Regions from separate parts of the Homo sapiens genome. Here region 1 is linked to region 2. A link is a contact called in ENCODE Hi-C or POLR2A ChIA-PET data. All regions are on one chromosome and are shown on one strand. Each heading gives the region's core, a stretch centred on a gene start or an enhancer-like site at or near the end of the contact. The rest is flanking DNA. Distances are from core to core; before and after follow the strand shown.

Evidence for each region. A loop is a pair of places that touch in the nucleus more often than their neighbours do. ChIA-PET counts read pairs that join two places held with the same protein, here RNA polymerase II (POLR2A). Pooled maps may share reads with other maps.
Region 1: a pooled map shows a loop between it and region 2 (3-fold over the local background). The contact joins the enhancer-like site here to the promoter of SLC43A2 in region 2. A Hi-C loop is called at or near these places in 1 of 37 single-sample maps with no recorded cell type and 7 of 50 pooled maps. POLR2A ChIA-PET finds 5 or more read pairs at or near these places in 1 of 52 experiments (activated CD8-positive, alpha-beta memory T cell).

What each region holds. Positions count from the first base shown.
Region 1 is chr17:1,200,895-1,207,195 of GRCh38, reverse strand. It overlaps a transcript of ABR not described here. Among named protein-coding and RNA genes, the nearest start is that of ABR-AS1, 22 kb to the right of the region's middle. Within about 2 kb of position 3,614, at least 24 of the 41 ENCODE cell types and tissues checked have a DNase peak (open chromatin) inside an H3K27ac peak, as active enhancers do.
Region 2 is chr17:1,625,753-1,631,937 of GRCh38, reverse strand. It overlaps SLC43A2 (solute carrier family 43 member 2), which reads left to right and starts at 3,104. Exons shown (of 14, transcript NM_152346.3): 1 at 3,104-3,144; 2 at 4,018-4,223. The coding sequence starts at 4,064. RefSeq lists enhancers at 3,856-4,393, 4,394-4,931.

The DNA of each region.
Region 1 (6,301 bases), core at 2,365-4,864, 430 kb after region 2:
CTGGCACCCTTGAACTCCTGGGCTCAAGCAATCCTTCCACCTTAGCCTGTGGAGTAGTAGCTGGGACTATAGGCACGAACCACAATGCCTGGCTTTTTTTTTTGTTTGTTTTGAGATGGAGTCTCACTCTGTTGTCCAGGCTGGAGTGCAGTGGTGAGATCTCAGCTCACTGCCACCTCCACCTCCCGGGTTCAAGCAATTCTCCTGCCTCAGCTCCCGAGTAGCTGGGATTACAGGCGCATGCCACCACGCCCAGCTAAATTTTGTATTTTAAGTAGAGACGGGGTTTTACCATGTTGGCCAGGGTGGTCTCGAACTCCTGGCCTCAGGTGATCCACCCACCTTGGTCTCCCAAAGTGCTGGGATGACAAGCATGAGCCACCGCGCCCAGCCTAATTTTTGTATGTTTTTGTAGAGATGGAGTTTCACAAATTTCACAAAATATTTTTGGAGACATGGTGAAACCCAATATCTGGTGAGCTGGTTTGCAGACCAACTCAGGCTAGCCTCAAACTCCTGGACTCAAGCAATCCACCCACCTTGGCCATTCAAGATCAACCCATCTAACCACAAGCACAGAGCTTTCTCCAAGATGTGGCACTAAACAAGCTGCAGCCCAGAAACGAAAGCTGGTTATTTCCACTTTTCAGTTTCCAAATGCCTGTCATCCTGGCTACTCAGGAGGCTGAGACAGGAGAACCGCTTGAGCCCTGGAGTCCAAGGCTGCAAGTAAGCTGTCATAGTGCCACTGCACTCCAGCCTGGGTGGCAGAGCAAGAACCTGTCTCTAATATTAATAATAATAAATTAATGTAGTGAATCATGCAGATTGTCTAATATTGAGCTAGGCTTGTATTCCTGGGATAAACCCTGTGTGATCTAAGGGGTCAAGGGATGCTCGGTTGTGCACGCAACAACCCAGTCACGTGGCAGTTACACTATAAACGCATCAGTGTCTAACCCATCACAGTGATGTGACGTCAGTGGTCACATGAGAGCTCACTGCAGCCTCAACCTCTCTGGCTCAAGTGATCCTCCCGAGTGTGCCACCACACCCAGCTAATTTTGTTTCTCTTTTTTTTGAGACGGAGTCTCCTTCTGTCACCAGGCTGGAGGGCAGTGGCGCGATCTCAGCTCACTGCAACCGCCACCTCCTGGGTTCAAATAATTCTCCTGCCTCAGCCTCCCAAGTAGCTGGGACTACAGGTGCGCGCCACCACGCCCAGCTAATTTTTGTATTTTTTTTTTCTTTTTTCGAGTCGGAGTCTTGCTCTGGCGCCAGGCTGGAGTGCAGTGGCGCAATCTCAGCTCACTGCAACCGCCACCTCCTGGTTCAAGTGATTCTCCTGCCGCAGCCTTCTGAGTAGCTGGGACTACAGGCATGCACCACCACATCCAGCTAATTTTTCTATTTTTAGCAGAGATGGGGTTTCACCATGTTGGCCAGGATGGTCTCCGTCTCTTGATCTTGTGATCTGCCCGCCTGGGCCTCCCAGAGTGCTGGGATTACAGGCGTGAGCCGCCGCGCCTGGCCAATTTTGGTATTTTTTGTAGAGATGAAGTCTTACTATGTTGTCCAGGCTGGTCTCAAACTGCTGGGTCAAGCAGTCCTCCTGCCTTGGCCTCCCAAAGTTCTGGGATTACAGACGTGAGCCACTGCACCCAGCCAATGCATTTTCAATAGAAAAGATTCAAACGCTACTGAAATCTTGGAAATGAAGCCTGTCATTTCCTGTCACCTCTCCCCCCGACCCCACTCCTCTCTCCAGAAGGAGCCTACAGAACAGGCTGTTACAGATGATACATTCTCAGGCCTTTCACGGCATGCTTAGAAGTATTTGTATCTCATTTGTGCACTGTTTCATTTATTCTCACAACCAGAGAGGTTTGTATTATTAGCCCCCATTTGATGTATGAGAAAACTAAGGCTTAAGAATATTGGGTAATGTGCCAAAGGGCCCAGAGCTCATTACAGTCTCTTAATAATGGGGATAAAACCGGGTATGGTGGCTCAGGCCTGCAATCCCAGCACTTTGGGAGGCTGAGGTGGGCGGGTCACCTGAGGTCAGGAGTTTGAGAGCTGCCTGGCTTACATGGTGAAACCTCATGTCTACTAAAAATACAAAAATTAGCCGGGCGTGGTGGTGCACCCGTTATCCCAGCTACTTGGGAGGCTGAGGCAGGAGAATCACTTTAACCCAGGAGGCAGAGGATGCAGTGAGCCGAGATCACGCCCTTGCACTCCAGCCTGGGTGATAGCGCGAGACTCAGTCTCAAAAAAAAAAAAAAAAAAAAGAAAAAGAAAAAGAAAAGAAAAAAAGAGGTTCTGAGAAATGTGTAGATGATTTCACTGTTGTGCAAGCATCATAGTATATTTTACACAAACCTAAATACAAAAATCACCTGGCTGTATATTTCACACAAACCTAAATACTAACATACAGCCCAGGTACATAGTAGGCTCAATGGTATAGCCCACTATGTGATATAGATATGATATATGATATAGACAGCTTACTGCTCCTAGGTACGAACCTGTATAGCAGGTCACTATACTGAATACTATAGGCCGTTGTAACACAATGGAAAATGTTTGTGTATCTGAACACGTCTAAGCGTACAAAAGGTACAGGAAAAAATACAGGATTATAATCTTCTGGACCACCTTTGTATATATAGTCCTTTCAGGTCATATGGCTCAGGACTGTAGTTTGAACCCATGTTTCTCATTTTTTTTGTTTGTTTGTTTTTTGAGACAGAGTCTCGCTGTGTCGCCCATGCTGGAGCGCAGTGGCGCAATCTCGGCTCACTGCAACCTCTGCCTCCCGGGTTCAAGCGATTCTCCTGCCTCAGCCTCCCGAGTAGCTGGGATTACAGGCGCGCACCACCACGCCCGGATAATGTTTTGTATTTTAGTAGAGACGGGGTTTCACCATGCCGTCCAGGCTGGTCTCGAACTCCCAACCTCAGGTGATCCGCCCGCCTCGTCCTCCCAAAGTGCTGGGATGACAGGCCTGAGCCACCGCGCCCGGCCCACATTAAGTCTTTAAATGCCCCGCTGGGGACTAAGATGCCCCTGGTGGAATCCAGGAGCCCTGGTGGTGGCTTCTGCGGGGCCCAGGCCGAGATGAGGGAGAGGCCGGGAGGAGTGGACTGGGCTGGCCCGTGGGCCGGGGGTCGGTGGTTTCTCGTGCCCTCCCCTCGGCTCCAGGGATTTCCCCCGTGAAGCCGGCACCGAGGTCCGGACAGGAAAGCACTTTGAGCCATGGATTTATGTAAAATCCAGATGAGGAGCTGGAGCTGGTTTCTCCTCCCGCGTCAGGCGGCGCCACCGGAACGTCCTGGCGGGACACACACTCACGCCACACCCCCTGGCGGGTCTCTCGCCACGCGGAGAGAGCGCCCGAGCCCCCTTCGCCCCGCGAGGTTCCCAGGGTGTAGGCAGGCCCGGGGGGCGCCATCCGCCTTCCTGCGCGAGTCACGGACACGACCCGGGCCCTGAAGGCGTCTGCATCACCGCTCCCGCCGAAACCTCAGAAACCGAGGCCGAACACTCGCCGGGCTCCTCGCAGCGGCGGCGGGCGGTGACTCAGGGGTTCCCGACTGGATTAACCGCGCCTGGAGGACTAGGCAGCCCGGGCGACTTACCGCAGCCTCATCACGTGACCAGGACCTGCGGCCCCCGCCCCCGCAGACTCCGTCCCCGCGGGCCCCGCCCCCGCAGACTCCGTCCCCGCGGGCCCCGCCCCCGCAGACTCCGTCCCCGCGGGCCCCGCCCCCGCAGACTCCGCCCCCCGCGGGCCCCGCCCCCTCAAGGCCCCGCCCCCACGGGGGACCGCCCCGCAGGCTCCTCCCCGCGGACCCCGCCCCCCATGGACTCCGCCCCCACGAGCCGGGCCACGCCCCCTGAGGACTGCGCGGGAGCCTGGCTGGATCCGAAGCCCCTTCCAAGGAGTCTCCCCAGGATCCTCTGCTCACACCGGCAAGTGAAAGACCTTTTAAAAGGAATGGGGCTGGGCGCGATGGCTCACGCCTGTCATCCCAGCACTCTGGGAGGCCGAGGCGGGCGGATCACCTGAGGTCGGGAGTTCGAGACCAGCCTGGCCAACATGATGAAACCTCGTCGCTACTAAAAATACAAAATTAGCCAGGCGTGGTGGTGCATGCCTTTAATCCCACCTACTTGGGAGGCTGAGGCAGGAGAATTGCTTGAACTCGGGAGGCGGAGGTTGTAGTGAACCGAGATCACACCACTGTACTGTAGCCTGGGGGACAGAGCAAGACTCCATCTTAAAAAAAAAAAAAAAGTAATGGCAAAAACAGCAATTACTTTTGCACCAACCTAAATAGTAGGGTTCGAGGAGAGCTGAGCTGACCACTTTCTCCCAAGCAGTAGAAGCTTCCTTGTTGAAACAAGAGGGCCATTTGTCTCCAAGGTCTCTGTTTCTAGCCGCAGTGTTTCCTAACCCTAAACCTAGGCCTATTTCATCAAGGGTCAGCGGATTAGGAGTAGATGGCTATGGATCACCTTCCCTTTCCTAACAGGGTCTTCATTTCATGCAACATTTGCTGCCAGCTCATATGTGAAGATGTGAAAAGGGGGCAGCTGGGGCCTTTCAGAAGAGGGTCAGGAATCTGAGCCTCTTTGTCCATAGGGGAAATACTCTGAATGCAACTTCATCATGAGTGGGCACGTGTGTGTTTGGGGACTGTTCGCTGAAGAGTATAGGAAAGAGACAGCCGGGATCCCCTTTGAATTTGCAATTTAGAATGAGTGATCTAAGATGAGTAATAAGAGGTTGGAGATTCTCTTTTGAATGTGCGCTCTGGGGCTCTGGTATGGCTGCATCTGTTATAAAGAGGTTCTTGGGCCAGGTGCGGTGTCTCACACCTGTAATCCCAGCACTTTGGGAGGCCGAAGGGGGTGGATCACCTGAGGTCGGGAGTTGGAGACCAGCCTAGCCAACATGGGGAAACCCCATCTATGCTAAAAATACAAAAATTAGCTGGGCATGGTGGTGCCCCAACCTGGGCAACAGAGCGGCTACAGAGCCAGACTCTGTTTCGAAAAATAAATAAATAAAAGGAGGCAAAGGGATTATGTTTTTCTAGATGGATCTTCTTTCTCTTAATCTAGCTGCTCTTGAATAGCAAAGTATGGGAGGAACACACTTATGAAGAATAGCGTTGCTTTGACTTTTTAAGAAACACTAGTAAGCAGGATGGGCGCGGTGGCTCACGCCTGTAATCCCAGCACTTTGGGAGGCCGACGCGGGCGGATCACGAGGTCAGGAGATCGAGAGCATCCTGGCTAACACGGTGAAACCCCATCTCTACTAAACATACAAAAAAATTAGCCGGGCGTGGTGGTGGGCGCCTGTTGTCCCAGCTACTCAGGAGGCTGAGGCAGGAGAATGGCGTGAACGTGGGAGGCAGAGGTTGCAGTGAGCCAGAGATCACGCCACTGCACACCAGCCTGGGCAACAGAGCGAGACTCTCTCAAAAAAACAAACAAACAAGCAAAAATGCTAGTAAGCTACCTCTGCACTGTCAATGAGACACCCCCAGAAAACAAAGCGTGTGGTTTTGCTTTGGTGACCTTCACACCACGCACAATATCGGGGTTGCCGTCATCTCTTCGGCATCGGGGGGCCTGTTTCACTTTTTGTCTTGTTTTTACCCTCCGGAGAGAGGTGTTGTGTGTGTGTGTACCCGTGTTATACACGCTCACATAAAAGTCAGCCAGCATGATGATAATAGCTGATACTGCGTGAGTGCTAACGAGGGAACAGGCGCTGTGCGGGGTGTCTTCTTTTCACGATCTCGCTGGGTCTTGTTAACAATCTCAGTTAAAGCACTTACCGTCATTACTGAAGAGACTGAAGCTCAGAGAGGTTCAATACGTCGTGACACCAGGCCGTGAACCGGGTCTGTTCTGTCTCTAGAACCCACATCCTGACCTAAAGCATTGTGCTTTGCATCCGGAGCAGCAGCCTCGTGGACACCGGCCCCGTGAAGCTATTGCTGATGTGAACAGTCTTGAGTGATGCGGCTGCCTGAGGGGCACCAAAGCCTCCCCGGCTGCTCCTCTGATCATTTTATTCCTATCAGGGTTTGGGGCTTGGGCCCTGAATCCAAACAGAACTTTCCCTTTACAAGTCTTCCTGTACTTTCCTCCCCCCATCCTCCTTAGTTTCCATTGCTGAAAGGCTGATGTCATTAACACAGCCCCTCCTGAGGCAGGTGGGTGTCCCTGGCCAACCCCAAGGCTTTCTCCCAGTCTCTAAGCTGTAGCCCTGCCC
Region 2 (6,185 bases), core at 1,855-4,354:
ATAAAACAATGCCAGCAGTGGACAAATAAAGTGAACAGTATTAATGGGGAGTGGTTAGGGAAGGCTTCCCAGCGGAGGTGCCGTCCAAAATGAGGCTATGTCGCGAGCTAGAGGAGAGAGAACAGCAGGTGCAGAAACCACAGGCAATTCCATGTGACTGGAGCATCGGGGACCAGGCAGGTCAGATGTCCTTCAGAGGGAGGGAGAGGGAGGAGCCTGTGTGGGTCAAATTGGGGAACTGGAACTTTTAAATTTTGTTTATTTTTTTGAGACGGAGTCTCGCTTTGTTGCCCAGGCTGGAGTACAGTGGCACAATCTCTGCTCACCGCAACCTCTGCCTCCCCAGCTCAAGCAATTCTCCTGCCTCAGCCTCCCAGGTAGCTGGGATTACAGGCGTGTGCCACATCACCCAGATCTTTTTTTTTTTTTTTCTTTTCAGACAAAGTTTCGCTCTTGTTGCCCAGGCTGGAGTGCAGTGGCACGATCTCGGCTCACTTCAACTTCCGCCTCCCAGGTTCAAGTGATTCTCCTGCCTCAGCCTCCAGAGTAGCCGGGATTACAGGTGTGCGCCACCACACCCAGCTAATTTTTTGTTTCTTTAGTAGAGACAGGGTTTCACCATCTTGGCCAGACTGGTATCGTACTCCTGATCTTGTGATCTGCCCACCTCGGCCTCCCAAAGTGCTGGGATTACAGGCGTGAGCCACCGCGCCCAGCCATTTTTGTATTTTTAGTAGAGACAGGGTTTCACCATGTTGGCCAGGCTGGTCTTTAACTCCTGACCTCAAGTGATCTGCCCGCCTCAGCCTCCCGAAGTGCTGGTATTACAGGTGTGAGCCACCGTGCCCAGCCAGGAACTGGAACTTTATCCTGTTTTACAAATAATAGTTTCTGAAGGATTTTGGCAGAAGTCACATTTACATTTCCCTTAGTGCCCTGGGATGAGATGGGGGCTGGATTTGAGGAACTGAAATCTGAAGGTGGCTCAACAACAGTAGTTGCGGGCCTAAGGGCACAGATGGACCGATTAGGTAAATATGTAGGAGATACAGCTGTATCAGTTTGATGGGGATGCGGTGAGGGAGAGGCAGAATCACAGCGACTGCCTAACAAATGTCTGATGAAAGGATGGTTCTCAGCAGGGCACTGTGAGTCATGCCTGTAATCCCTGCACTTTGGGAGGCTGAGGTGGGAGGATCACTTGAGCCCAAGACTTCAAGACCAGCCTGGGCAACAGGGCAAGACCCTATCTGTACAAAAAATACAAAAATTAGCCAAGTGTGGTAGCATGCACCTGTGGTCCCAGCTACTTGGGAGGCTGAGGCAGGAGGATCACCTAAGCCCAGGAGGTCGAGGCTGCAGTGAGCTATGATCATGCCACCACACTCCAGCAGTCTGGGTGCCTGAGATCCTGTCTCAAAAAAAAAAAAAAAAAAAGAAAAAGAAAAAAGACAGGGTTCTTGGTATCTAACTTCAGTAGACAGTAGTAGTATGGTTATCTGAGAGAAAATGTGGAGGACAGTTCTGGGGGATATTTGAGGCATGTTTGAGCCCTGCAGCGCCGTCAGGCTGCTCAAAGAGGAGGGAAGGGTGAAGAAAGAGATTTTTCAGATGGCAGTTGAAACCTTGGGAGTGGGAAGGGTTCCACAGGGTGAGGAACCGGGTAGGCTACCAGCTGGAGCCGCCCCCCAGCAGGCTGACAGCTCCAAGCGTTGTCTGGGGGAGGTTGCCCTCGCCAGGTGGCCCGGGCGGATTCTAGACAGTAGGGGGCACACTCGGACTGGGGCAGGTGGAGCAAGAGGCGTTTGGGGCTCCCACAGCCCTGGGGTGGTGGTGGGGTTTTATTTTTGGTTTTTATTTTGGTAGAGATGGTTCTCGCCATGCTGCCCAGGCTGGTCTCAAACTCCTGTCCCCAAGTGGCCCTCCGACCTTAGCCTCCCAAACCGCTGGGATTCCAGACGTGGACACCGCGCGGCAGCCCTGGGGTGCTAAGCCAGCCCCCCGGAGCGAGCCAGGGTGACCAAGGCGATTCTGGGGCAGTCAGAGGGTCTTCCCGGGTCGGGTTAGTGCCTCGAATCCGGGGGACGAAGACGGGGAGCTGAGCTTTCGGAGCCCGGGCTTATCAGACGGGGACCCGGAGCCCCCTCGAACCCTCCCTAGCTTGTACCAGCTGGCGGACGTGGCCCGTAGCATCGCCCTGCAGAGGGGACCTTCCCTGAAAGGGACGGGGAACGGGGTGAAGGTGGCCAGCGCGGGCAGGGAGCACCCAGATGACGATCAAGGGTGGAGGGTCCCCGGAGGACCGAGCAGTGCGTGAACACGGGCGGAGAAAGGTCAGTCTGATGGGGGGAGCTCAGGAGACCCCATCCTAGGACGGGACAGACCAGCCCCAAATCCCCTTGCAGATTTCCAAGGGCCAACTTCCAGGGACCGGGCAGACGCCACCGGGGAGAGGGGAAGGGGTCGGTGCATCAGCGGGGGGCGCCACGGCTGGACCGGGTCCGGGATCCCAGGCCCCGAATACGCCGGGACGGGAACCACCGGGGCGGGGGAGCGAGGAACCAGGACCCAAAGCCCGAGGCGGCGGGGACGGCGGCGCTGCGTGGGGAGGAGGCGGGGTGGGGATTCGAGAGTGGAACCACCGTGCGGAGCCGGCGCATCTGGGCGTGGTGACCCGCGCGCAGGGGGCAGCTGGGGACGGCGGGGCGGCCGCGGGAGAGCCCGGCTGGGGGCGCTGGTGGCCCGGCGGCTTCTGGGGGGAGTCCGCTGGGGGCCGGGACGCGGAGCCGGAGCCCCAGCCTCGCAGGGTCAGGCCGCTGGAGAGGCCGCGGGGCGATGTCGCCGGGGATTCCCGGCCGCGCTGTGACTCGGGTTGAAGGCTGCAAAGCCGAGGCCCGGCCCGCAGCGCCCAGGCCCCTCCCGTCCCCCATCTCTCTTGTTTGTCTCCGAGTCCGGCCGGAACCGGCTTCTGCTCGCGGCGGGGCGGGCGGGGGGCTGGCTGCTGATTGGTCGACGCCTGTTTCCAGCCCCGCTCAGCCAATCAGCGGGCGGCAGTGTTTTCTTCTTGGGGTCGGAATAAAAGGGCTGGAATAAAAGAGGGCAGAAAAGGCGCCGGGCGGGCCCGACACACGCCGGAGGAGCCGGGTGAGCTGCAGCAGGGAGGGGATCGCGGCCGGGGCGAGGGCGCGGGGGCAGAAGCGGCCGCCGAAGGGGCGTAGGGAGAAAACGTGGGAACGAGGAGAGAGATGGAGCGATGAGGGGCCGCCAGGGAAGAGATGACGAACAGATGCGGGCTGGGGAATGGAGGCGCGGGGGTCCGAGGCCATGGAAACGGGCGAGTTGCCGGGGGAACGCCCGAGATGGGGGTCGCGCGGCTGGCTCGCGCCACCGGTTTGAACCGGCTCCTCGTCTCCCACGCTGGGTTCGCGTGGCCGCAGCGCCTAGCGACCTAGACGGCGGCCAATGGCGCGGCAGTTCCTGCGCCGTCCGGCCAATGAGCGCGCCGGGGCGGGCCGTTCCGTAGGTCTGGGCGCTGATCTTGTGGTTGAAGAAACCAGCTCTGGGGAAGGGTCTCGGGCGCGGGCGGGAGGGCACCTGTCAGGGTCCCTGGGAGAGGCAGCCCTCGGATCTGCCCCTGCCCACCTCACGCTGCGTTCCATGCTGGCCCCAGGCGATGTCAGTCCTGCTGCAGGCCAGGACTAGTTCCACGGCCCTGAGCATGCGTTAGCCCCTTCTTGCCTCCATGCCTCAGTTTACCTCGGAGTGAGCTGCGGGAGACGTCTCCCTGCCTGGCCGGGGCGGCTCTGTCGTAGCGGAGGGCAGCGGTACGAGCCGGCCGCGGGCTCGGGGTGTCCCAGGTCCGGGCAGGGCTGGGGTTCGCTTCCTCTGCTGCGCGCACCGGCCGCCGCGGCCGGGGAGGGGTGGCAATCCCGAGCCCTGCGGCAGCGGTCGGGGCTGCTGGGGGCGGCCGCAGGGGCTGGGCAAGGGCCGGCCGCTGACGCCGAGTTCTGTGCGCAGGTGGTGCAGAGCCGGAGCCGGAGCCGGAGCCGCGCCGCGCCGCACCATGGCGCCCACCCTGGCCACTGCCCATCGGCGCCGCTGGTGGATGGCCTGCACGGCCGTGCTGGAGAACCTCCTCTTCTCGGCAGTCCTCCTGGGCTGGGGCTCGCTGCTCATCATGCTCAAGTCAGAGGGCTTTTACTCCTACCTGTGTACCGAGCCAGGTGAGACAAGCGCCTGGGGTTGCGGGGGGCTCCTGGAGCTGGGGCTTTGGGAGGGGGCGGGATGGGGGCGAAGACCTAGCGAGCCACAGCACCGCATTGCCCAGTGCCTCTAGGGTATCAGAAGGCCCATCTGATCCTCACCCAGCCCTGCCGGGTACTTGTCATTGCCCCTGTTTTGTGGACGAAGACATCGAGGCTCAGAGCGATCTGTCTTGCGCAAGGCCGCAGAGCCTGGGCCTGCCATCCACCCAGAACCCCACCTGCTGTCCAGGGTGTTCCTTCCACCCGCTACGAACAGTGCTGGACTGCTCTCCTCTCCTCCCAGCCCTGGAACATAGCTTGGCTGGTAGTAAACATGTTGCTGTCTGCTTGTGAGAAAGAGGAACTCCAGATTAAGGGGCTGGGGTGCAGCAGGAGAGGAAGTGGCCTTGCCTCCACCCCAGGGAGGGCTCATCTAGAATCTAGACGTTCCTCAGGCCATTGTGGAGTCTCCTAAGTGCTTGCTGGACACAATTTCTTGTCTATTTTTGCTGCCTTATGATTCTCCAAAGGACATTTCCCCCACGGGCTCTGAGGACATCTCCGTGGCTTTCCAACCCCATGGGGATGAAGGGGAAGAGAAGAAAGGAACGTTTATGGAAATGATGCTAGGGTTGTTCTCTCCTCTTTGCCTTGTCACTGGAATTGCTGAAGGCAGGCTGAGGATGCTTCTCTACATGACATCTGCACCACCCAACACACACTTACCTTCACACCTTCATACCCTGTTGGAGGGTCCTGATGACTACAGGGCAGTAAATTCAGCCCCACAGGAGGGCCACAGCAGCCCCCAGCCTCTAGCCTCCTACCCTCCTTCTTAGGCAACCTTGACAGGAAATTTTCCCTCTGCCTTCTCCTTGATCCCAACGGTAGCTGCATAATAGCTGAGCTCACATAATCCCTGTCGCCAGTGCTAGAGTGCCCTTAGATGGAGGTAGCCCAGGTTTGACTTCCTGAATCCCCAGCAGCAGGCCTTTTCTTTCTAGAGCTCTTTGCAGGAAGAGAAAGCTTTGGACCAGCTCATGCTGGGTGTAATCCTTTGTGGAAGCCTCCCTGTTTCCCTTCTCTGATCTGCCCCGGAGATTCCTGTGTGTCCCAGTCTCTAGGGAGGGAGGCTTAGCTGGAGAGGTTCAGGGCAGGAGAAAGCAGGAGAATGCAGAGGCCGCGGGGAGAGGACAGAAAGTATATCATTTATAACTAACCTTTAGCCTTTAGCCACTCAAAAATATTTCCTAATAGCCTAAGGGTTCTTGGCAGGTCTTTCCCCACATCAGCAAGAAATCTTGGGAGTTGGGAAGAGTCAGACCTTGTTCCCTGAACAAGCTTTCTGCTTTGGCCAAGAGTTGTTAGGAGATTAATGCCTGTCCCCGAAAGGCACAGGTTGGAGTGTTTACTTCTTCCTCTCCTTTCCTCTCTCCCCCCTTAGAGATCGTGACCCTTCCTGCTTGCCTCCCTGGTGGGCTCTTTCAGGCTGGACACAGGGTTTAAAAAAAAAAAAAAAAAGCAGAAAAAAAGTCATCGTCCCCAGAGAAAGCTTTTAGTGTCTCACCCAGACCAGAGAACTGTTGTGGGCAGGTGTTTTTTTGTGTGTTTTTTTTTTAACCCACCATGATGTCGGAAGGTCAGATTCTAGGTGTTTTTTGTTTGTTTTTTGTTTTTTGTTTTTTTTTAATAGAATGTCCACGGATTTAATTGATTGTATGGTTTTGGCAGAATTGGGTCTGGTCCTTTCATTCCTGCCTCAACCTCAGCTTCCTCCTCTGTCTAAGTGGGAGGAGTCCCAGAGATTGTGCCAGCGCAGTGCTGAGTTGGTGTTTTAAGCCCTGGGCAGACTTGACAGGTAACTCCACTAAACCAAAGTGAAGGTGAAGGGTCAGGATTGTGGGTTGAACATCAACTTCTTATCCCGAACTTTTGCTCCTG